Regions from separate parts of the Homo sapiens genome. Here all the other regions are linked to region 3. A link is a loop called in an ENCODE intact Hi-C map of the cell type or tissue named here. Cell type or tissue: dorsolateral prefrontal cortex. All regions are shown on one strand. Region 1 overlaps MYO1E (myosin IE). Region 2 holds the start of FAM81A (family with sequence similarity 81 member A). Region 3 overlaps FAM81A (family with sequence similarity 81 member A). Region 4 overlaps MYO1E (myosin IE). Region 5 holds the start of MIR2116 (microRNA 2116).

Region 1 (5,000 bases), 350 kb after region 3:
AACACTGGATTTGCTCAGTGATGTATAGTTTTATAACCATATATTAACATATGTATATTACATATATAAATAATATATACAATATAAGTAATATATATTATATATATAATGAGCCTTTATTATTGAAATGTCAAAAGAAAAAATAAGTTATTGTGAGTCTGAAATCTTGCTGCAACTCCCCATCATCTAGCCAAGCACAGTGGCTCATGCCGTTAATCCCAGCAGTTCTGGAGGCCGAGGCAGGAGGATCACTTGAGATCAGGAGTTCGAGACCAGGCTGACCAACATGTGAAACCCTGTCTCTACTAAAAATACAAAAATTAGTCGGGCGTGGTGGCAGGTGCCTATAATCCCAGCTACTTGGGAGACTCAGGCATGAGAATCACTTGAATCTGGGAGGCGGAGGCTGCAGCGAGCCAAGATCATTCCACTGCACTCCGGCCAAGTGACAGAGCAAGGATCTGTCTCAAACAAAACAAAACAAAACAAAAAACAACCATTATCTCAATGAAATAATTATTTTTATAACACGATTTTCAATTCTGTGATGTTTATTAGAAATACAAATACTGTATCACAGAGTACCAGACCTACCAAAATTATCTAAGTTGTACAATTATAAAACAAATGGTGGCACATGGCTGTAGTCCCAGCACTCAGATAGCTAAAGCAGGAGGATGGCCCAAGTCCAGGGGTTCAAGACTGCAGTGAGGTATGATCATATCATTGTACCCCAGCCTGGGCATCATAGCAAGACCTTGTCTCTAAAAATAATAACAATAAGGAAATAATGAAACAAAAGTTGGCAAGGCATTTTTAGACATGAGTGAGCCTGTGCTGTCGTGAGGGCAGCTTGAGGATGGTAGGATGGTAGGATGGTAGTGTGCTGGTAAACAGTGGGCACTCCAGGGAGGAAAAGGCCTGAACTGTAACATTTACCAGTTTCCATGGTAAAATTCTCTCTTCATGGCCAATTTCAAGCTACCAGTGTGACTACTACTGAGTGCGGAGTTGGGAAAACATGGGCAGTCTCACCATTGTATAGTATTTCTACCATACATCAGCAATAGACTTTAATAACTTCAAATGCATAGATAGAGGAAAATAAGTAGGCTGGGCACAGTGGCTCACGACTGTAATCCCAGCACTTTGGGAGGCCAAGGCGGGTGGATCACTTGAGGCCAGGAGTTCGAGACCAGCCTGGGCAACAGGGTGAAACCCCATCTCTACTAAAAATACAAAAGAAAAATTAGCCGGGCTTGTTGGCACATGCTTGTAATCCCAGCTACTCGGGAGGCTGAGGCAGGAGAAACGCTTGAACCCGGGAGGCGGAGGTTGCAGTGAGAAGTAGGAAGAGATAAATGATGAGCATTTATTGCTTTTGTTTTAATGTAATTTCTTTGTTGTCAATGATTTGGTTTTTAATAATGGCCATGTTTGACAACTGGCTCACAAAATTCCTGAAAGTTCTATCAGCTCTCGCAAGCTGGACTAAGCCTGTTCTGGCACAGTGGGCATGCGGGTCTCATGTGCCCTGTAAGGGGGTGTGTAATCCCTTCCTCCTGGACTAGCCAATTGCCTCGGCTGGGAGTAGGGGGCTCCACCTGCCTAGAAGACCTCATTAATCAAATTTCTGGCAGTTTCTTTGAAAGTCATTCCTGGCCGGATGCGGTGGCTCACGCCTGTAATCCCAGCACTTTGGGAAGCTGAGGCAGGTGGATCAGTTGAGGTCAGGAGTTCAAGACCAGCCTGACCAACATGGAGAAACCCCATCTCTACTAAAAATACAAGATTAGCCGGGCATGGTGGTGCATGCCTGTAGTCCCAACTACTTAGGAGGCTGAGGCAGGAGAATCGCTTGAACCCAGGAGGTGGAGGTTGCGGTGAGCCGAGATCGTACCATTGCACTCCAGCCTGGGCAACAAGAGTGAAACTCCGTCTCAAAACAAAACAAAAAGTCATTCTTTCTTCTCATTAATGACACAGGATTGCCACCTAGTGACGCAGAGGAGATTGCCTGGGTTTTCGAGGCTGTTGGAGTCTGGGAAAATGGCTGTTCCCACCAACTGTGTTCCAAGGTGGCTTCCAGGTCTCCAGTCTGGTGAATCGTAGAGATTGTGACGGCTTCGTTGACACAGATTTCCTGTGTTCCTCAGTGCTGTTGAGAGCTCTCTGTAAAACTTTCCTAGAATCAGAAAAAAGACCTGGAACCCGGTGCGGTGGCTTACACCTGTAATCCCAGCACTTTGGGAGGCCAAGGTGGGAGGATCGCTTAAGCCCAGGAGTTCAAGACCAGCCTGGGCAACATGGCAAAACTTCATCTCTAAAAATAAAGAGGCCGGGCGCATTGGCTCACAACTGTAATCCCAGCACTTTGGGAGGCTGAGGCGGGCGGATCACTTGAGGTCAGGAGTTCAACACCAGCCTAGCCAACATAGTGAAACCCCGTGTCTACTAAAAATACAAAAATTAGCTGGGTGTGGTGGTGGGCGCCTGTAATCCCAGCTACTTGGGAGGCTGAGGCACGAGAATTGCTTGAACCTGGGAGGTGGAGGTTGCAGTGAGCCGAGATCATGCCACTGCACTCCAGCCTGCGTCATAGAGTGAGACTCAGTCTCAAAAAAATAAAAATAAATTAATAAATAAATAAAAGGAAAAAGAAAAAGGACCTAGGCCATTGCCTGAATCTGCTCAGGTTTTACAGATGCAGAGCTTGGCCCCAAACCCAGCACACAGACTCAAGCCCACGTCCCCCTCCTGCTACACACTGTCAACATAGAGCTTGAGGCCCCATCTCAGGGGGAGTTAGCCAAATAGCCACACAAGTCACTGTCATGCTACAATTGACCCATGTTCTGGAGAAGCCGTGGGCTAGGAGAGGGTATGGCCGGGGGTTTGCCAGAGTATGAGGAAGCAGTGATGGAAATGAGATCCGAAGGCCGAGCAGGAGTTAGCAGTGCTGCCTGGGAAGTGGGCAGAGGCCAGGGGAGCATAGCCAGACCAAGGATCCAGAAAGATTCCATGTGGCTGCAGTGCCAGGAGCCTTAGGCGTGTGCCACCATGTTGGCCAGGGATGAAACCAGCAGGAAATCCCAGGAGCCTGCATCAGTCATCTCACAGGAGTGTCGTGAGGGTGAAATGAAGCAGCATCTGTGAAAATGCCTAGGACAAGGCCTGGCTGAGTTGAGGGGAGTTTATCCAGACTTCACACAGCTACCGGCAGTTTCCCAGAAGACATCCTGTCTGCTAGCCCTCACAAGAAGGGTGTAGACATGTGCAGGCTGGCCAGGGAGAATGGCTCTCACTGTGGCTCGCTTTGGGAATATGCCGCCCCAGCAAAGCAGCTGTGCCTCTTTGTGGTCACAAGACAGAGCCAATGGTGGCAGCATCAGTGTTGCCCTTCCTAATGCAAAGTGCAAACTGCAGAGGTCCTCCCTCCTCCACCCACCTGCCCACTCCTCCCGGCTGCCATCAGACAGTCCCCACTATCCACACCCATCTCAAAGCTGCCCTGGCCTCCCCCACCTCTCACCTGTGGAGTTACTAGGAACCCCATTCAGCCTAGTGATAAAGGGCCAAATGGCTTACACTGCCAGCATGGTAGCAGTTGTCCACAACCTGGACAATTATGGACCCCAAATTCCCCGGGTAATTTCGGAGGTTTTACTTTGGCCAGGAGTCACTTATCCTGAGGAAGTAGCCTCTGATGCCTTGATATCAAAGACCACGCAGTGGCCACATACACACAGCTTTTTGCGTCCTGCATCCCCTTAGGTCTTATTTATAATTTGGTATCTTATCACCAGAAAGAATCCGTTCCATGAGACTTACGATCTCTAGTTTAAAACAATCTAGACGCCTTTTTTTTTTTTTTTTTTTTTTGCACCTAATTACCCTGGCTAGAGTTTCCAGGATAATATTGGACAGAAGTGGTGAGTGCTGACATCCCTGTTTTGTTCCTGATCTTATGGGGAAATCATTGTGAGTTTCACCAGTAAATATGATGTAAGCTTGAAGTATGTGGACAAGGGTCCTCTCCCCAACCAGGGCTCATGAAGAAAGGTAGGAAGGCACCAATGTGGCCTGCAGCAGGGAGTAAGGCTGGGGTGTGAGCAGGGGCCGCCCCTGGCAGAGTCTGTAGGCGCCATGAAGGGTTTTGGTCCTTTTTCCAAGAGCAGAGAGAAGCTGTTAGAAAGATTTTCAGGTTGAGGATGGGGCGAACTAATAACAGCTGAGCTAGCATGAGGGCCAAGTGTCCTAGAAAGGAAACAACTGGCAAGGAAGACACGAAGGACAGAAACAGGTCTTAGTCAAAGCTGGAGGCAGGTGGGGCAGAACAAGTGGGTGATGCCCAGGGCAGGGAGGGTCTTACCTCTCAGGAGCCATCCGTCTTGTCTTCCCACTAAGAGGTCTTACCCCGACCCTGGCGAGGGGAGTCCTTCAGCAGGAGGACCCTGTATCTAAGCCCCCATACTTGGGCTCCAGAGACCTTGTCAGTCTACACTAAGGACACTAGGGTTTTTCCCTGAACAAGACAGGACAAATTAGCATCTGTGGGTTCAACTGGCCCGCTGTGCCCATGGGTTCCACATCTGTGGATTCAACCAAACTTGGAATGAAAATATTCAGAAAAAATATGGATAGATGCCTCTGTAGTGAACATGTACAGACTTAAAAAAAAAATTTTTTTTTTTTTGGGATGGAGTCTCACTCCGTTTCCCAGGCTGGAGTGCAGTGGCACGCTCTCGGCTCACTGCAAGCTCCGCCTCCCTGGTTCACGCCATTCTCCTGCCTCAGCCTCCCGAATAGCTGGGACTACAAGCGCCCGCCACCACGCCCGGCTAATTTTTTGTATTTTTAGTAGAGACGGGGTTTCACCGTGTTAGCCAGGATGGTCTCTATCTCCTGACCTCATGATCCACCCACCTCGGCCTCCCCAAGTGCTGGGATTACAGATTACAGGCGTGAGCCACTGCACCCAGCCTTTTTTTTTTTTTTTT
Region 2 (5,000 bases), 54 kb after region 3:
GTGGAAACTGAGGCTACTGGGATAGATGTTGAGGAACTTCAAGGTCAAAGAATTAAGAGAGCTTCAACACAAAACCCAAAGTCACTGGCAAGAGACAAAGCAGAGAAGAGAATGAAGCTGGCTGCTCACGTTTTTTGTTTGTTTATCCCTTTTTTGGGGCATCAAGTGAAGAGATCCCCACTGTACCTGGGTGTACATCAGAATTGCCCAGAGAGTTCTGTTCCTTCTCTTCATCGTCTCCTGCTGCTCCTCCTTTTGGGGTTTGTTTTTAAAGTAGGGATTTTTAGGTCTTACTCCCCCACCCTGCCCCAGCCCCCAATGATTCTAATTTGGTATATCTGAGAGAGTCTAAAGACCAAGTTTTTCAAAATGTCCCAGGTGATTCTGAGGAGCCCCCAGGTTTGGGAAGCACTGGACCAGAAGATAAGAAGGAGGGTAGGGGCACAAGCAGATAGCACTACCTTCCGAGAGGAGACTTGGTTGGTGATGGTGCATTGGTTTGGAGGCAGCACTAAGGAGAAGCGGAAGAGCATCCCTACTCTGGTGAGACGGTGGAGGACACTAGAGAAGGCTCTTCTGCGGCAAGTTGTTCACTCAGGCTCTGGTGCTCGGGAGAGAAGGTGGGTTCAGCTACATAAAAAATGAAAATGCAAGAGTGTGGCTGCAGGATACAAGAAACAAGACATTTAAAGCCAGGTCGGAGTGACACAGCCTAGTGGCCTGCAGAGAGAGGAGGCTGAATAATGCGCTAATAACGTTTCCAAGCACCATGTAGTGTGGCTCATTAAATGGTTGGTAGGGCTTCATGGTTGAATTCCTGGACACTAAGTATTTTTCTATCCGTATGCTATCAGATTTCTAACATGTAACACATTAAAGGTTATTAAGCCCTCAGGTAAACAAGCTTGCAGAAGCTTATTCATTAGCATTGGAAACTGTGTCTTCCCAACCCACGTTCTTATACAGATGAAATCAGATTCGAATGAAAATCAAGGGTAGCTTTAAGTAGAAAGTCAGAAGGGGCAACCAGGGGTACCTGTGAGAGGGTACGTCCTCCATTCCCCTCCGTGGAAGAGGGAAGTTTATAGACAGTGGATATGGAAGGGGGCCTAAGTGTCCTTTTTAGTACCAGTCAACGCTAAAAATATTATAAGTGCCAAGGAACCCGCCCCCCCCAACACACACACACACACATACACACACGCGCATTCAGTGACAGGGCCCAGAAGGCAGATACAATGTGCAAATCTGGGGATGGTTCTCAATAAAGAATATATTTACTCTACAAACCTCTTATTTTAAAAGCAAGTTGCAAATGTTTGCCCTTGCTTCTGAGAGAGCTGCACTTTTGTGGATTCGAATCATTCTAGCATTATTTCTGGTTACTCCTATGAAATAATTTCCAACACTGCCGTACGCAGACTTTGAGCTGAGGACGAGAGCGCACGCGCACACACGCACACACACACACGCGCGCACACACACACATAAACCTCGTGCACATTGAAGAAATGACTCACTTAATTTGCTGCTGCCTGCCACGATTGGGTTTTGATTTTACCTGTTCAAATACAAAGTTTCCTATTAGATTAACTACAGGAAAGAAGAACTTAGGAGCATTAATCCTGATTTTGTTCATGTCTTTAGGGCACCAAAGAGGTTTTAACCTGTGCATCTTAAGAAGCCATTCTCCGGACCACCGACTGCTTGCTCCATAATCTTCCAGACAACGATAACATTTCTTACCACTTTAGGAGCCAATTAATGGAAACCCCTCCTAGAATAAACATGGTTAAGCTTTGCATCTCCGGTACCTGCAGAACCGTACTTTAGGGCTCTTTCTCAGCTCGCAGTAGGATGGCACAACAGCATTCTGGAACTGCAAAGACCCCCTAGCCTCTCGTTTGAAAGATGAGAAAAAGCGAAGGGGCGGAAGAGCAGATGGTTAACCTACCCAAGGTCACTCACTCTGAGTAGTGGGTCGGCTGACTCGCCTTTACCCCTGGCAATCCGTGCACCACCCCAGCTCCCCCAAACAGTCCCTCCGGGCGTCGGTTGGTTCGCTAGCATGCAGCCCCCGCGAAAATGCAACGCCAGTTGCGCTCTGTGCCCAACTTCAGCCCTTCGCGTCACATGCAGTTAACCCTCTCGCCCGCGGCATGTCACATGGGCCACGCGCAGCTCTCTCTACCCCACGCCTATCTCCTGAGAGGCTGCCCCAAGGTCACCGGCCGTCCCAGAGAGCTCCCGCCGCCCAGCCCCAGAGGCCGCCCGGCCGGGGTTCCCAGAGCGCGGCACTCACCGGCGCGGGGGGTGGGCGCGCCGCGGCTGCCCATGTCCTCGCCGGCGCGGCTGGGTGCGGCGGCCGCTGGCGCTGGCTGAGCAGGGCGCCCGGCTGCGGGCCCGCGCCGCGGGGAGCGCCGTCCAATCAGCGCGCGCCTGCCGCCTGGCCCGGCGCGCGGCCCGGCCGGGTTCGCGGCTCCCGGGGGGCGCGAGCCGCCGCGCGCCGCCGGAGCCGCTTCCGGGCGCGTTGCCTGGACGCGGTTGCCGTGGCAGCCCGAGCTGGAGGCTTTCCCCGCGCACCCGCGCCCAGCCTGGCGGCGCCGCCCCTCCTCCCTCCTCGTTCCCACACCCAAAATAGCCTCTGCTCGTCGCTGCTGTTTCCCACAGAGCTCGCATCCAAGCGCCTTGGAGTTGGCGGGCGGGGATTTCGCTCATTGGAAAATAAATCCTGTTGTAGGGATGGTTGATTTGGAGAGGTGTTGAAATGGTGCCTGACGGAGATCATAGCCATGGTGGTGGCACTGCAATTCTCTCTAGAGCCCCAATATACCTTATTTACTAAACCGCTTTCCCACAAAAATAGTTCTCTCCCCCGCCCCACCTCAAATTGGGGAGAAGTTATTTGATTAGGCCACGGTGACGCCCCACCTGTGCAGGTGAACGAACCCTCCGGGGCTGCCATGTGTCATTTACTGAATCGCCTTGACACCTGCAGTTGGGACCCAGGATCGTGTCTCATCGCAGCAGACACGACGAGAAGAAGAACCCCGAACACCCCTCCTCTTCCCAGCCCTTTCTTCTCCCGTCAGCTTCATCCCCTCCCAGCGCGTCCTGGCTCTTTCCACCTTCCTCTCGATTTTGGATTCTCATCAGGACGCACAAGCCCATTCACTCATAATTGTGCTTCCTCTCGGTGGGCAGGATTTCAGCGGAGTTGCGGGGGACACGACCTTTGCCTCATCTGGTTCGTGCCTCCTTCGCAGATACTGGTACTTACCCAGCACAGGGGCTCCTGTCTGTCTCCCCCACCCCGCCCCAGCCTGAGCCCTTCCAACCCAGGGGAAGGAGCCCGACATGGTAGAAGAGCCCGAACTGTGGATTCGGCTGAGCGGTTTTGGAATTCTCTCTCCGGCAGCATTATTATTTAGGGGCTATTAGTATTAAGGACTGTTATTTGTGTGTGATCTTTGAAATATTTGTGGGTATTCTGCGACTGTTTCCTCACCAGTAAAACGGGCTAATAACTTCCACAAAGCGCTAACGCATCTGTAACATTCATTCAGCCAACAGTATCTATTGGATGGCTGCCAAGTGCTAGAAACTATGCTTAGCCCTGAGACACAATGGTGAAGATGAAAAAGAGACACATCACTTTCTGATCCCACAGAGCTTAGAGCCTGACGAGCATTCATCAAATAATCACAGACACATGTTAACACTGCCGTTGTGACCAGGAGAGTAATGGCCTTGAGTCTTGTGATGTGTAGATCTGGTATAACAGCATCTCTTTAGTGCTGCAAAAGCTCAATGATTATTCTTTCCTTTCTCGGTTAGATTCCCACTGCCTGGTGCATGGTATGTACTAGGTAAATACATATTGAATTGGATCCTATGTCATGGTGATGACACTGTCACTCTGCTTCCCAGTGACCTTCTGGCTGTAACTGGCCACAACATCTGGAAAGGTGTGCATGTGTTAGCAGAAAGTACCCATTCAAACCTAGAGTCCATCACCAAGAGTCTAGAAAAAGGTTCAAAATATTTCTTGCCTGTCTCCATCGGGGTGCCTTTCAGTGCATATGGAGAGCATCTCAGATGGACACATAACGTCCCCTCTGTCTTGTTTCTTCCTCTTCTTATTACTCTACCCTTTCCCCGCCCACCCCAATACTGACCCTACTCCCTCTACTACTTGAGGTGCCAGAGCCTCAAGGCACCCCTTCCTGGCTTCCTAGGAGAGTGATAGTAGATCCTAATATTCCTCAGAATGGAACACCTATAAAACAGAGGAAGTGCCTTCTTACTTCTGGCCATCAAAACTGAACTTTGATTTTTCATTTGCTGCAAGACTCCCTCACTCTCAAAGGTAGGGAAGGAGAGGACCTGGAAGGTGAGGGGCTCTTGCCATATGTAGGCACCTTCTATTTAGGCTGACTTTCATTTCCTTTTTAAAAATCATAACAGTTAGCAAATAAGACAAATAATTGTATTAATAATTATTTCAAAACATGAATTTCTCAGTAAGAACCGGGCTTTCAAAGTGGTCTTGAATCAGGCCCATGACTTCCCACTTCTTATTTATCTTTTTTCTTAAGTGATTTGTTTTGAATCCCAAGGGGACAAAATTTAATGCACAATGATTAAGCCTACACTAGTTTCTTTCCAACTCTTTCCCTATTTTTGTAGGCTAAATTGCAACGAAATATCCATTTTTTCCAGAATCACTTTGATTGTAACTCATTACAGGAGATGGAGATTTTCTTGCATTACTTCAATTAAAAAGCCATGATTTATCACAAATTATTTTATGCTGCAAGGATTACCAAAAAAATTATCAAAGAGAACAATTCTATATACTTGATGGCTGTAATACTATTTACAAAGCAGTTATTTAAATACAAATAATTTGTTCAGTATATTATGCTAGACACCATGGAAATTCATTTTTCTTCTTTCTTTTGAGACAGAGTCTCACTCTGTCACCCAGGCTAGAATGC
Region 3 (5,000 bases):
GGGCCTTCAGGTCTGATCAAGTCCTGTTTAGAACACGGTATGCCACATGAGCTAAATGTGTATCTCATCTTTATGGAGAACTTGCCTTTGCCCTTCTGAGCTGGATTTACAGGGGAAAAAAATCAAGGCCCATTTGCTACTAATTACATCACCAATGGACACATAAAAACTATAAAATTAAATATGAAATAATATAGCAACCTAGTGTCTTAAGAATACCACTTAAAATGTTCATACCCCTCCAATACAATTACATAATCAACACAAGAAAGCCAAGAAACTTTTCCAAAGAATTTTTATTTCACATGAATTCATTTCAACAATCAAGTCTCATCAGCATTCTAATATAGCCAAAAAAACAAAGCAAAAATATTTAGTACTCATAACAAACACTTTTGATGCCTTTAGAGTGAAAGTTTTTGTTACAGGGAAGCAACAAGTTGAGTAGAGAAGTTGATAAGAAACTGAAGAATATAAGATTCCTGAAAGTATTTCAAAATAATTTTTCTACTTTGTATTAGAACCAGCATCATAAGGACAATGCCACTGCTCTTGCCCCTGAGATGATAAAGCCACCACTGGTTGCAGGCCCTTTTCATCGCATGCAGGGCACCAAGCCTCTCACATGTATTCTCCCACTTGATCTTCATCCGCAACTCAAGCGGCTACGAAGATCCTCAGAGTCCTCCTAAAGTCCCTACTCTGTCCTATAGCTCGCAAGTTCTTCTAACTCCCTGCTGTTCTGAGAGGTATCACAGAGCTGGGATTTCTTTTAAGCCGAAATGCATAAACAAGGAGTCAAGGTTTTCCAGTCCTATTATAGTGAGTTTCCAGGTCATTTCTTCATCCAAATTGATGATGAATGTTGAGTATCTACTGTTTTCCAGAGACCGTTCCAGGCACTTAGCTATAGACAGGTAACATATCTGGAATCCCCCTTCAACATAGTAAAGGTAGCAGAGTGAGGAAGACATTGGAGAGACTCAATAGAGCAGTGAGTGCTAGGAGAGCTCTATGGAGTGGGGGTGTCAGGGAAGACTCCCAGAGGGGGTGACACTTCAGCTGAACTTTAAAGACTGAAAAGAAGTTAGAAAAGAAGGAGGAGGCCGGGCGCGGTGGCTCACACCTGTAATCCCAGCACTCTTGGAGGCCGAGGTGGGCGGATCACCTGAGGTCAGGAGTTAGAAGCCAGCCTGGCCAACATGGTAAAACCTCATCTCTACTAAAAATACAAAACTTAGCTGGCCGTGGTGGCGAGTGCCTGTAGTCTCAGCTACTCGGGAGGCTGAGGCAGGAGAATCGCTTGAATCCAGGAGGCGGAGGTTGCAGTGAGCCGAGATTGTGCCACCGCTCTCCAGCCTGGCAGACAGAGTGAGAATTGTCTCAAAAATAAAAAGAAAAGAAAAGGAGGAGGAAAGGCATGCTAGGTACGAGAACAGCATGTACAAAGGTGGAGCAATAGAAGAGCATGGTTTATTCAGGGACTAACAAAAAAGTTGATCACTGCTGAAAGGTACAGTGCAAGGGTAGAGAGAGAAGAGGGAGTCAACAGGGTGTCATCACCAAGGATCACACTAAGGAGACTGGAGTTCATCCTGATGAGGACAGAAAATCACAGAAGGAGAGTGATCAACCTGTTCCCCATCCAATCCATGCAGCCCTCTGCTATTATAGACAGATCTTTACCCAGCAGACTCAAACACACATGTCCAGCATTCAAGGCCCTCGACACGTTGTCTGCACAAAGACACCCTAATACTACTCCTCCCTGCTCCAGAGGCCTTGCATGCAGGAGGTCCTTGTTCTTTCTTCCACCCGACTCCATGCAGACCACCCTCATTGCCACCTCAGGCTGACGGGAAGTGCCATTTGCTCCTCAGCTCCGGTGCTGATATGCATTAATGTGCTTGGCTCTTAGGCCCAGCAGAGGGCAGAAGAGGCCCATAAATACTTCGGACAAATTTGTCCCAGCCAGATAAAAATAGCCCTAGACACAGTCCTGGTACAGTGCTTCCCGGACTTTCCCATGCATATGAATTCAGGGATCTTGTTAAAATGCAGATTCTAACTCAGTAGTTGCAGGGTGGGCTGGAGACAGTACATTTCTAACAAGGTCCCAGGTGCTGTTGAGGCTGCTGGTCCATGCAGCACACTTTGAGAAAATAGCACTTTTCATACTGAGAAGAAAGATCTTTTTTCTAAGTTTCCAATCTTTCCCAGACCAATACTTTCCGAAAATAAAATAAAAATGAATAACAGGAAAAATTAAATTTCCAAAATGACATACAAACTATCTCAACTTTATATTTTCGGATTCGATAAACTTAGTATTTACCCTATCAAATTACAAGGTCAGCTGAGTGAGTTCTCCCATCATTTCTTCCCAGGAAGACAACACCAATTGCGTAACAAAAGAAACCCATGGCACCCTCACAACCAGGTTTAACTCCTACCACTGGATTTTATGGCCAAAGCAGGGAGGGAATGTACTAAAGGAATGCAAGCCATTTGCTTTGGGGCTTCATTAATATATTCCCCACTATAATGGAGTTTATAGAAAATGGTTTTTGATGAGCAGAGACCCCAACATTTGAACACCTACCTTGCCACTCTTCCTCGAAGATCTCCCAAACCGGAGAGCTGGCGCATCTCCAGGGTCTTTAAGGCAGAATTAGTTCCATAGCTAATGTTGTCCCGGGCACGAATCTGCTCCTGGAGTACCTGGGCAACATAAAAAACACTAAGGGAGTCATCTAAGAATTCACGTGCTTCCACAAAAGCATTTTATACTTTTGGCAAAAATAAGAATGTTTAACTCAGTCTTTCATAAGAGACTCCTTTTCAACAGTCACCTAAGGCACACTTAAACAGAGAACTAGGGGGCCTAGACAGAGAGAGACCTTAGAGGCTCCTCCCAGAGCAAGTCCCTTTATTTACCATTAAAAACTAAGTTCCTTTGGTTTTAGTATTTCTTCCTTAGTAATGAAGCCACTTTCTTTTTCTTTTTTCTTTTTTCTTTTTTTTTTGAGATGGAGTCTTGCTCTGTTGCCCAGGCTGGAGTGCAGTGGCACAATCTCAGCTCACTGCAACTTCTGCCTCCCAGGTTCAAGCAATTCTCCTGCCTCAGCTTCCCGAGCAGCTGGGATTACAGGCATGTGCCATCACACCTGGCTAAGTTTTGCATTTTTAATAGAGACGGAGTTTGTGTTAGTAGAGATGGGGTTTCGCCATGTTGGCCAGGCTGGTCTTGAATTCCTGACATCAGGTGACACGCACACCTTGGCCTCCCAAAGTGCTGGGATTACAGGTTTGAGCCATGGGCTATTTTGATACAGGCATGCAATGTGTAATAATCACATCAGGGTGAATGAGGTATCCCTCACCTCAAGTATTTACTGTTTCTATTACAAACAACCCAATTATACTCTTTTAGTTATGTTTACATGTACAATTAAATTATTATTGACTACAGTCACCCTGTTGTGCTATCAAATACTAGATCTTATTAATTCTAACTATTTTTTAATGCCCATTAATCATCCACATTTCCACCCCACCCCCCACTATCCTTCTCAGCCTCTGGTAACCATCATTCTACTCTCTATCTCCGTGAGTTCAATTGTTTTAATTTTTAGCTCCCACAAGTGAGTGAGAACATGCGAAGCTTATCTTTCTGTGCCTGGCTTATTTCATTTCACTTAACATAATGACCTCTCGTTCTATCCATGTTTTTGCAAATGACAGAACCTCATTCTTTCTTACGGCTGAATACACTCCATTGTGTATCTGTACCACACTTCTTTATCCATTTGCCTGTTGATGGACACTTGGGTAGCTTCCAAATCTTGGCTATTGTGGATAGTGCTGCAATAAACACGGGAGTGCAGATATCTCTTCCATATACTGATTTCCTTTCTTGTAGGTATATACCTAGCAGTGGGATTGCTGAATCATATGGTAGCTCTGTTTTAGTTTTGTGAGGTACCTCCAAAGTGTTCTCCACAGTGGTTGTACTAATTTACATTCCCGCCAACACTGTATGAGTGCTCCCTTTTCTCCATATCCTTGCCAGCATTTGATATTGCCTGTCTTTTGGATAAAAGCCATTTTAACTGGGGTGAGATGATATCTCATTGTAGTTTTGTTTGTTTGCTTTTTGAGACTAAGTCTCACTGTCACCCAGGCTGGAGTGTAGTGGCATGATATCGGCTCACTGCAACCTCCACCTCCTGGATTCAAGCGATTCTCATGCCTCAGCCTCCCAAGTAGCTGGGATTACAGGCATGCATCACCATGCCAGGCTAAATTTTTTTTGTATTTTTAGTAGAGATGGAGTTTCACCGTGTTGACCAGGCTGGTCTGAAACCCCTGGCTTCAAGTAATCCACCCACCTCGGCCTCCCAAAGTGCTGGGATTACAGGTGTGAGCCGCTGCACTCAGCCAATATCTCATGTAGTTTTGATTTGCATTTCTCTGATGATCAATGATGTTGAGCACCTTTTCATATACCTGTGTTTGCCATTTCTATGTCTTCTTTTGAGAAATGTGTATTCAGATCTTTTGCCCATTTTTTAAACAGATTATTAGATTTTTTTCTTATAGAGTTGTTTGAGCTCCTTATATATTCTGGTGATCAATCCCTTGTCAGATGGAGAGTTTGCAACTACGTTCTCCCTCCACTTTGTTCTTCTTTTGATGTGCAGAAGCTTTTTAACTTAATTTGATCCCATTTGTCCATTTTTGCTTTGGTTGCCTGTGCTTGAGGGGTATTTCTCAAGAAATCTTTGCCCACTCCAATGTCCTAGAGAGTTTATCCAATGTTTTCTTTTAGTTGTTTCATAGTTTGAGGTCTTAGATTTAAGTTTTTTTTTTTTCAACTTTTATTTTTGGTTCAGGGTACATGTGAAGGTTTTTTACATAGGTAAACTCGTGCCATGGATGTTTGTTGTACAGATTATTTCTGTGAGATAATTAAACACAACTATTGTATACTGGGTTTA
Region 4 (5,000 bases), 240 kb after region 3:
TTGTGCAAATGCCTTTAGTTTCCAGTTGGAGGTCAGAATTGCGATGGTATGTCCCAAAGCCCCCGACATAAATCATATCGTCAGACTCTCCTATGGTCAAAGCCCCCAAGAAAGGAAAAGCACTCCTCTTAGGTAGGACATTCCAGGGGCATAGACATCACCGCCCAGTCACCGAGGGCAAAAGCCTGAGCCCTTGAGTTAATTCTCTTCTGCACCAGGGCTGTGGTTTGTCTGCTTTGAGAAAGCAAATTGGAAACCTCTGGCATGCCGTGGTTCATGCTCACCTGACCCTGGGCAGCACGCCTCACACCTGTCTGGGCCTTGGCTTTTTCACCTGTGAAGGAACTGGTTTTGGAACTCTTCCTTCCAAATAATGTTGGAGAGGAGGAAAGGCAGGGAAATCCTGTTCTGGGTGGAAAGGCCAAGTTTGTAGCCCCTGACACTGGATGGGGCAGGTGCTCCATCTGTTAGGGGCCGAGTTGAATGGTGCCTTTTAAAATGTGTTTGTGAGCAGAAAACAAACGAAAAAACCATTTTCTTGGAGGCTGGAAGAGAAGCCTGCTCCTCATGCTAAGGGATTCTGGCATGGCTGGAAAGACTAGGAATCTTTAGTGTCATTTAATTAGGAAATAAAAAGTGAGCGATGACCTAATTTCTATGGTGGTGTTTTAGACTTCCACCTCCCAGTTTCCCTGGTGTGACTTTGTCTAAATGACACTTTAGATGGCATAATGCAGCCCATAAAGGCGGCGTTTCTAGTTTCCTGTCAGTCTTACTCATATTTTCCAACGCAGTGGATACGGTGACAGGATGGACAGGCACCTGACCATTTCAAGACTAGAAATGAGTGTAACAAATCGGATTTTTTTTTTTTTTTTGAGACAGAGTCTTGCTCTGTCACCAGGCTGGAGTGCAATGGCGTGATCTCAGCTCACTGCAACCTCTGCCTCCCAGGTACAAGTGATTTTCTTGCCTCAGCCTTCTGAGTAGCTGGGACTACAGGCACCTGCCACCACACCCAGCTAATTTTTTTTGTATTTTTAGTAGAGACTGGGTTTCACCATGTTGGCCAGGGTGGTCTTGATCTCTTGATCTCGTGATCCACCCGCCTCAGCCTCCCAAAGTGCTGGGATTACAGGCGTGAGCCACCGCGCCTGGCCACAAAGTGGATTTTGAAAGAAATAAATCAAGGAAGGAGACGTGCTGCTTTCTCAAGCACAGGGCTCCATGGAAGCCTAGGTCCATCTACAAACTTGATTTGTCAAAACAGCTGGAGTTGAGCAGCCTTGGGTAGACTGACTTGCCAAGCAAACTCACAAGGAAGTGTGAATCAGACCCCAATTCATTATTGCATAGGCAGAATTCTGCCTGTGGACAGCCGATTATGTGCCCTGGAACACAGTCCACGAAGGGAGCTAGATTACCACGAGAACGCTGGATAGAGGGGTGAATTCTGAGCGAAGGGATGATCGTATTTGCTAAATCAGCTCACAGCAGTCACCTCTATCTGAAGATGTGAACACATGAACTAAGGGTGTTGCTCTAGTCTGCAGAACAGTCTTTTTACTTGGAGAAAACCCCCCATCTCTGCTGTTTACTTTCCTGTCCTGACTCTGCTGTAAGTCAACCCCCTTTCATTAACCTACACTCTCTCCTGCCAAGCCCTGATGTCTATTAGGCCAACTTCTAGTAAGGAATAAACACCTGGGGTTGACCTTGGATATTTCCTATGCCTTCCTCCTCAGCCCACTGGCAGACAAATCAGGAAGAGTGGCTTCTATGGATGCTAACTTTTTTTTTTTTTTTTTTTTTTTTGAGATGGAGTCTCACCCTGTCGTTCAGGCTGGAGTTCAGTGGTGTGATCTCGGCTCACTGCAACCTCCATCCCCCCGGGTTCAAGCGATTCTCCTGCCTCAGCATCCCAAGTAGCTGGGACTACAGGCGCCCACCACCTTGCCTGGCTAATTTTTTTGTATTTTTAGTAGAGACAGGGTTTCACCATGTTGGCCAGGCTGGTTATGAGCTCCAGACCTCAAGTGATCCACCTGCCTTGGCCGCCCAAAATGCTAGGATTACAGTTATGAGCCACCGCACCCGGCCTATAGATGCTAATTTTATCTACCATGCCTTGTGTTCACTAATTTATCTTTTTTTTTTTTTTTTTTTTTTTTTTTGAGACGGAGTCTCATTCTGTCACCCAAGCTGGAGTGCAGTGGCACACTCTTGGCTCACCACAACCTGTGCTTCCTGGGTTCAAGTGATTCTCTTGCCTCAGCCTTCTGAGTAGCTGGGATTACAGGGGTGTGCCATGACACCTGGCTAATTTTTTGTTTGTATTTTTTAGTATAGAAGGGGTTTCGCCCTGTTGGCCAGGCTGGTCTTGAACCCCTGACCTCAAGTGATCTGCCTGCCTCAGCCTCCCAAAGTGCTCTGATTATAGGCGTGAGCTGCCATGGCTGGCCTAGGTTCACCAATTTAACTTTCTAGGGATAAGTATTTCTGATTCCTGAATTGCCTTACTAGTTCAGTGGCTCTACAGATATGTAGGCTCCACCTCCAGAGATTCTGTTTCAACTGATTTGTGGTGGCCTTGGAGCATTAATACCTTTTTTCAAGCTCCCCCAGCTCACTCTGCTTAAAAGCCAGGGCTAAGGCTCTTGAAATCCTGATTTCAGGTCACCTCTTGCTGTTAGCACCATCAGACCCCGCAAGATAGACTTCCTGAGTGCCTGCCCTCTGCTGGTTGCTTTCGTATAGGTTGTCTCTTAATCCTTACCACTCTGTTGGCATTGTTTTTTGAAGCTGCATCTAAAAAATGAGGCTTAAGAGAATTCCAAGATCCAAAACTAGTAGATGGCAGAGCCTCTATTTGAATTTAGCCCTGTCTGACTTCAAACCTTATGCACTTTCTTTATACCTATTAGCAGTGATGTCTCTCTAGGTCTCAAATTTCCCATATTTTAATGGAGATGTAATAGCTACCATATACCATAGGACAGAGGTCAGGACAGGTTCGCCAGGTTAGTTACCCCTGGACTTGAGCTCCTAGGATTAAAGTCTCTCACTCTGTCCCCACAAATACAGGTGCTTTTTTATTTTAGTTTTTGAAAAAGAGTCTCGCTCTGTCACCTAGGCTGGAGTGCAGTGGCACAATTTCAACACACTGCAACCTCCGCCTCTCAGGCTCAAGCGATCCTCCCACCTCAGCCTCGCGAGTAGCTGGGACCACAGATGCGCACCATCATGCCTGGCTAATTTTTAAATTTTTTGTAGCGACAGGGTCTTCTTATGTTGCCCAGGCTGGACTCAGGTGCTTTTTAAAACTAACCCTTTGTCATTGTTGGCCGTGATGCTCTCTGCATACCCAGGAGGATGATGATTGGGCTTGTCATCAACGGAGGATAAATGACGCACAGACTTAGTTAACAGAAGAACATGACCTTATTGACACATTAGCTTTGATTTCTTACCAAGAGGTGAAGATGCATTTATACACCAAATGGCCATACCTGGGCAGTTTCTGTATTTTACCTGACTTGTTATCCAGTGGATTTGTCTGGGGGCCAGAGCTCAGTCTTCCCCTTCTTTTCATGGTTCTCTATGGCCTATTTCTATATTATAGCAGGCCTCTGAGCAGAGACATGATAGCACTGACACCTGGTTCAAAAAGATAAGGTTATTGGTAGAAAAGAGATGGGATGTTGAGGGAATATGGAAATCTATTGCAGCAGTGAGGGCCTGACCTGAGTTAGAAAGGCGAGGAGGAAGCCGACGTATGACTTTCAGTAAGCCTGTAAAGAAATAAAGGAATGGGCAAGTGTGAAGGTAGACTCTGGGCAGTGCCAACAGAAAAATGCAACAGCAATAGCTACATTAGCATCATTAAGAATGATAGTGAAGCTGGGCATGGTGGCTCACGCCTGTAATCCCAGCAGGTGGGCAGATCACCTGAGGTCAGGAGTTCGAGACCAGCCTGGCCAACATGGTGAAACCCCATCTCTACTAAAAATATAAAAATTAGCTGGGTGTGGTGGCAGGCACCTGTAATCCCAGCTACTTGGAAAGCTGAGGCAGGAGAATCACTTGAACCCAGGAGGCAGAGGTTGCAGTGAGCCAAGATGGCACCACTGCACTCCAGCCTGGATGACAGAGCAAGACTCTATCTCAAAAAATAAAAAAAGATTAAAAATTTAAAAAATTTAAAAAAAGAATGATAATGAGCACCTGAAGGCTTGGTAGGTACCTGTGAGCCCAGTAAATGAGCCACCCATATCTGCTTAGCTCATTAATCTGTTCTCCAAAATCCAGAATTTGGATTTGTGCATTAAAACCACATATGTGATACCTTTGGATGTCAAGAGACATCTCTGCAAATCTGTTTAACAAAAAGGTCATGATGTGGTAAAGGAAGAACTGGCAAGCTTTGTTCATGATCTCTACCATCTCTCCATCACCAGACAAGATCTTGACAATGTGGCCAGAGGCATTTCTGAAGCCCTTGCCAACTGACCCATGGAGAATCATCGGGCCTTGGAGAACATTTATGTGGCAGTTTTATTGCTGCCATCAAAAGTGAATTCTTATCACTTTTGGCCTAAATCAGCTCTTGCACCTTAGGCTGTTTAAAAAATATGATGTCAATTGGAAAGCATCCCATTTGGTGCTGTTTCTACTTTTTTTATTTGAAGTATCCTGACGCAGTTGTTTTCTGGTGAGTAGACCATCTGTCCTAAATATATCCAATACCAGTTTGCAAAGTCTTTGTCAGGTGCATCCTGCATAGAAGCTAAATAAATACTTTTTTAAATAATAAATAGAGGCGAGAGATATTTTGAAGGTACATCAGTGGGATTTGCTGACTGATTGAGTAAGAGAGTTTTCATAGAGGAAAAGGAGATAGTAGTCATCACTGGAGCTAAGATTTCTGACCCGTGTGCTTCAACATATATTTTAGATTTGAAATATGTAATTTTTGCAGTAGTAAAGATAAAAGGGAAAAA
Region 5 (5,000 bases), 320 kb after region 3:
TGGCTTTTCTCATTTAAGGTTGTTTTGTGTGTTTTCCTGTTGTTGTTTTTTGGTTTGGTTTGGTTTTTATTCTCTCCTTATCTGTGTTATCAAGGTTTTTTCTTGAACCTCCCTAATTTCTAACCCCCTGGGCTTTTAAAAAGAAATCTAAAATCCAGCGAATCTTTGAGATAGTCTCTAGGAAGTTGGGAATCGTTTGCCTGTTCATCCTTTCTCTGAGTCACAAGTGTATTTTCTGTGATACGCCCAAAATAGTTCTGGGAAAGAAGAAGGAAACAAGACTTACTCAGAAACCCAATACACAAGATAAGAAATATCAATGGATATTCTTACAACAGGCAACTGCAGGGCTCAGATTTTAAACATTCTGTCCAGTTGCTAATCTGTGCATTCCACTTGGGGTTTAGAAATCTGTCCTTATGCCTATTGTTTACAGCACTGAAGCCAGGGGAATTACGTGGTCCCTCCCCTGGTGTTTGGAGTTTGAGTTGTTGTTTCTGCACAGATGGATCTGTGAGGAGAGAAGTTGAGTGGCAGGAGAGGATAGGTCTGTCTCCCAAGCATGCACCCGGATAAACAGAGACAACAAATCAAGCCCAGCTGCCTTCAAACCACATTGGCTTGTTTACTTCTGGAACATTTTTGCAATGACTGTTCATCATCTTTACTTTGGATTTTTATTGGTTGATTTTATTTTTTTCCTAGAGAGTCATGTAAGCCACTCTCAAGGTAAATGAGAAGGTTTCCTACTATTTTACAAGTGGATCAAGTGCAGATTTACAGAGAAAGCTTTGCGTGTCTAAATGAGGAGGAGCCTGGCAGAGCCTGAAAGACCTAGGTTCACTTTCTAGCCCCACCCAGTCTTAGTTCCAATGTTCTCATCTGTAAAATAGAGATGACAGAGTATGCGGCTCATGTAGCTGTGGAGGCGTTGAATGAAACTGTGTGGAAATCATCTAGGGTGACTTCTGCCCCATAGTGGGCACTCGGCTCACTACAGCTGTTTGCTGTCACCTTTATCATTCCAAGGCCTGGTTGAGGCGCAGCTGTCAGCATTCATTGGTAAAATGGCCGGACTCTCAAGACCTGCTAGAGGCTGATGTGGTCCCTAAACAGCCCCAGCCTTTCTGGGCAAATGCAAGTCCTCATTAACACACCTCACGTCCAGCTCCAGTCACTGTGGTTATTATCCTCTGCTCCGCTGGTCCTTGGTGAATCCTGAGATTGGTGAATCCTGAGACAGGAAGTCTATATTTTCTTGGAACTGAAAGTAGGGCAGCCCTCCTTCCACAGCAGCACAAGCCCAGCTCCTGCAGAAACTGGAAAATTCTGTTTAGAGGCTGCATGCAGAAGTGCCGCGCCAAACAACAGCAACAGCCTCCACCCACTCACTTGATCTGACTTCCTAATAATACACTCTTTGGATCAAGGTGGGGAATAAGTGGAGAAGCATTGAATCGCTCATTCGATTCTCACAGAGACTGTAGCAAGGCAGGACAAGGTCTAACTGAATACACTCAGATTCTCCTATTTCCCATTGTTTTCCATTAAAAGAAAAAAAGGTATAGGTCATTTTATAGTGAGAATAAACAACATGCCACAGTAAGCGTTTCACATATTCGTTCATGAATCAGAGAAGCTGCTTCCCGTGTGTGTCATTGTCTAAACTGAGGGTCCCTGGAATAACAAGAAAAGTGTTGTTCAGGGATTGGGGCTTGGGGCTTGGCTCACATTTGTCTTCTCTCCATTCACAGCTATTTCTTTTAGAAGAGATGAGAGAGAGAAAGTATGATGGGTATGCTCGAGTGATACAGAAATCATGGAGGAAATTCGTGGCCCGGAAGAAATACGTTCAAATGAGAGAAGAAGGTATTTTAGCAATTTTGTTTCATTGATTTTAATAAATCTGAAGAGTAAATTGGAGCTTAAGTGAAGTTTTAAGTTCCATTTTATTTTGCATATAATGTCACGCTAAAAATATTGCATCATTTAGAGTTTCTTTGTATATTTCCACAGTATTTTCCTCCCTTTTCTGACTGACTTATCCTTCTTCCATCTTGACCCTCTTGGGAATTGTAGCCTCAGACCTCTTATTGAACAAGAAGGAGAGAAGGAGAAACAGTATTAACAGGAACTTTATAGGGGATTATATTGGGATGGAAGAGCACCCAGAACTCCAGCAGTTCGTGGGCAAGAGGGAGAAGATTGATTTCGCAGACACAGTCACCAAGTATGACAGGAGGTTCAAGGTACGTGCTAACTGCCTGCCTCTGAGATCACCAAACAGATTCCTTATTTTTTTAATAACTTGTTATTTTGCTTTTGTTGTTACCAAATCAGAATGTGTTCGTTGTAGAAAAATTTAGAGAAAATACAGTAAACCAAAAGATAAACAGGCACCTATGCCCAGAAACATTCACTGTTAACATTCTGTGTATATCCATATCTTTCAGAATGTTTTTATGAAAACATACATTTGCGTATTTAGTTTTACAAAAAATGAGATATACATTACATGCTGTTTTATGTCCTGAAGTGGTTTTTTGTTTGTCTTTTAAATAATGCGAGAATTTTCGATAGTAATACAGTTAGCAATATAAGTTATTTTACATGGCTGCATAGTATTCCATTTGACAGATGCTTTATTATTTTTAACCAGTTTCTCATGAATCAATTTTTAGTGAGTTTTTCTTTTTTACTATCGTAACTTCAGTGAGCATCTTTTCACACATCTTTGTGTATCTATCTGTCTCCTAATATTTTTAGAAGAAATTGATAGGAGTGAAATCGTTGAATCAAAGGATTCAGAGTATCAAGTAATATTGCAGAGTATCCTCATCCATTTTCCCAGAGTGGCTGATAAGTAAGGCTTTTCCAGCCACAGGAGGAACAGTTGATTTTTCACCTCCTCCTTTAGATACCTTTTGATAAAGTCTTGGTCCTAATAGAAAAATCTGAAGCTTCAGAAGCTCATGGACCCGTTAAGAGCTTTTGGCTTTTTGCCAGGGGCGGGGAGGTCAAGAAAAAAATTTAACGAAATAAACAACGGAAGCATGTTTTGCTAAAACCAAACCATTCCTTGCAACCTGTGCATGGCACCAGCTGCTGTGACGGCAGCCCTGGATGCACACAGGGGTGCTTAGCTCTCGCAGCGGTACTCATTATAAAGTGGTTACCCACAAATTCCCAAGTAGATTTCTATTAGATTATTGAGAATTATCATTCAAATGACAATATATCAGTATTTTAGAATGAAAATTTTATGAACTCCCAAGAAAATATATGCAGACACTGCCCCCTGTTTAGAAACATGCTGTAGTGCATCCTTGCTAAGTTCACCACAGGTGTTGGTGACTTTCCCTTTACACCTGCTGTCCTGATATGTGAAGTGACTCCATATGAGTTTGCCAGTTTTTAAGTCAAAAAGAGTCAAATGTCATCATTTTTTACATGTCATCCTAATAATCATGAACAATGCCCTCTTTCACTGTCATGGGGCCCGGTCATGTGATGAATGGAATGGCCTCTCAACAGTAGTGAAGATTGACTGTCCAAGGCAGCTTCCCCCTGTCCTGGTAACAGCAGTCCACTGTGTGAATTGTTGTCATCACATTGACCATGTCTGTCCACCTTTTTTTGAGACGGAGTCTTGCTCTGTCACCCAGGCTGGAGTGCAATGGCGCAATCTCGGCTCACTGCAACCTCCACCTCCCAGGTTAAAGCGATTCTCCTGCCTCAGCCTCCCAAGTAGCTGGGATTGCAGGCGCCCACCACCACACCCAGCTAATTTTTGTATTTTCAGTAGAGACGGGGTTTCACCATGTTGGTCAGGCTGGTCTCGAACTCCTGACCTCAGGTGATTCACCCGCCTCGGCCTCCGAAAGTACTGGGATTACAGGTGTGAGCCACCATGCCTGGCCTGTCCAGCTTCTTAAAGCTCCTCTCCTTACAGGGTGTAAAGCGAGACCTGCTCCTTACCCCAAAGTGCTTGTACTTAATCGGACGAGAAAAAGTCAAACAGGGCCCAGACAAGGGCCTGGTGAAAGAAGTCCTGAAGCGGAAAATCGAGATAGAACGGATCTTGTCTGTGTCCCTCAGGTGAGTAGTGGAGGTGCAGAGGCAGGACTGCCCCTTCTCGCCTCAGCATCACGGTCCGCTGTTCCAAACAGCCAGGAGGAAGGCCGGGCTGGGCTTCCCAGCTGTCAAAATCATGATCAAGAGAATGGAATTTCCCTTTGTCCCAAAGGGAAGACTCCCTAGTCTCAGCAAGTCTTGATATGTCAGGAAGAAGGTACCAAGAAAAGGTTGCCTCCGGACAGCTCCTCTAATCAAGGGGGACCCAGATCTCTTGTAACCGAAACGTGTTAGAAATGAACCCGGTATATGGAACACCTCAGAGAATAATTTCTCTTGTTGCAGTAGAGCCAAGGATTCAGAGCCCTGTCCCCCAGTCCACCTCACCCAGGTTGGAGGCCTCACCCATTTCCCTGAGCAGAGGGTCCTGAAAGGGAAGTTTCTTTGGGACTTCCTTAGGGAGTGCAAGTTGGTCTCCATTCTCTGTAGCCCTGGAGTCATCGTGAGATGCTCTCTTCGCTCCAATTCTCAGGCAGTGGGGAGTGGTGTTTGCTTCCACAAGGCCTCAGGAAGGGCCCTTGCTCCTCCCGGCAGCACCTTGGCTTCCTCTCGGCAGAAGGGCTCCTCTGCCGGCCGTCAGCATCTCCTCCGTCAGTGGGACCTAGGCTAGGGGTTCTTAGCATAGGAGGTCTTCCCATGCTAAGAAGTCCTCCCATGCCAAGAACTCCCAGACTAGGAGTCCTCCCATGCTAAGTCCTCCCGAAGTCCTCCCATGGTAAGAACTCCTAGACTAAGTTCCGCTGACACAGGAAATCCTCGCAATCCATGAAGACTAAGAATGGAAGAAAGGCCTCCTTGAGCCCCATAGCTTCCTCCAAGAATCGTGTCCCTGGGCCTCTGAGGCTAACACTACTTTAATCAGGAAA

The links. Hi-C counts contacts between places; a loop is a spot of excess contacts. Peaks named below come from ENCODE experiments on the same cell type or tissue, not always from the same donor. Only the 100,000 strongest peaks of a DNase experiment are listed, where the experiment ranks them.
Region 1: a loop joins it to region 3, with 5 times the contacts of the local background. A loop is called at or near these places in 16 of 110 quality-filtered maps.
Region 2: it touches region 3 in a loop (3-fold over the local background); 4 of 110 quality-filtered maps call a loop at or near these places.
Region 4: it touches region 3 in a loop (4-fold over the local background); 78 of 110 quality-filtered maps call a loop at or near these places.
Region 5: it touches region 3 in a loop (7-fold over the local background); 78 of 110 quality-filtered maps call a loop at or near these places.

The regions. Positions count from the first base shown.
Region 1 is chr15:59,141,803-59,146,802 of GRCh38, reverse strand. The region is part of intron 26 of MYO1E (myosin IE); the gene reads left to right. Among named protein-coding and RNA genes, the nearest start is that of MIR2116, 27 kb to the left of the region's middle. In dorsolateral prefrontal cortex, CTCF peaks have their summits at 1,812 and 2,011 (motif pointing left); a DNase peak (open chromatin) is centred at 2,027.
Region 2 is chr15:59,435,585-59,440,584 of GRCh38, reverse strand. It overlaps FAM81A (family with sequence similarity 81 member A), which reads right to left and starts at 2,399. Exons shown (of 9, transcript NM_152450.3): 1 at 2,303-2,399. RefSeq lists a silencer at 2,172-2,701. In dorsolateral prefrontal cortex, no CTCF peak of the experiment used is centred here; DNase peaks (open chromatin) are centred at 1,474, 2,149, 2,614 and 3,084; H3K4me3 peaks cover 2,694 bases; H3K27ac peaks cover 3,042 bases.
Region 3 is chr15:59,489,992-59,494,991 of GRCh38, reverse strand. It overlaps FAM81A (family with sequence similarity 81 member A), which reads right to left. Exons shown (of 9, transcript NM_152450.3): 4 at 2,603-2,721. Among named protein-coding and RNA genes, the nearest start is that of FAM81A, 54 kb to the right of the region's middle. RefSeq lists an enhancer at 1,814-1,863. In dorsolateral prefrontal cortex, CTCF peaks have their summits at 1,732 and 1,939 (motif pointing right); a DNase peak (open chromatin) is centred at 1,921; H3K4me3 peaks cover 1,261 bases; H3K27ac peaks cover 2,047 bases.
Region 4 is chr15:59,245,302-59,250,301 of GRCh38, reverse strand. All of the region lies in intron 4 of MYO1E (myosin IE), which reads left to right. Among named protein-coding and RNA genes, the nearest start is that of LDHAL6B, 41 kb to the right of the region's middle. In dorsolateral prefrontal cortex, CTCF peaks have their summits at 2,545 and 2,748 (motif pointing left); a DNase peak (open chromatin) is centred at 2,721; H3K27ac peaks cover 513 bases.
Region 5 is chr15:59,170,995-59,175,994 of GRCh38, reverse strand. MYO1E (myosin IE) reads left to right here. Exons shown (of 28, transcript NM_004998.4): 20 at 1,755-1,869; 21 at 2,080-2,249; 22 at 3,953-4,098. It overlaps MIR2116 (microRNA 2116), which reads left to right and starts at 4,733; the gene lies at 4,733-4,812. In dorsolateral prefrontal cortex, a CTCF peak has its summit at 956; a DNase peak (open chromatin) is centred at 994; H3K27ac peaks cover 2,358 bases.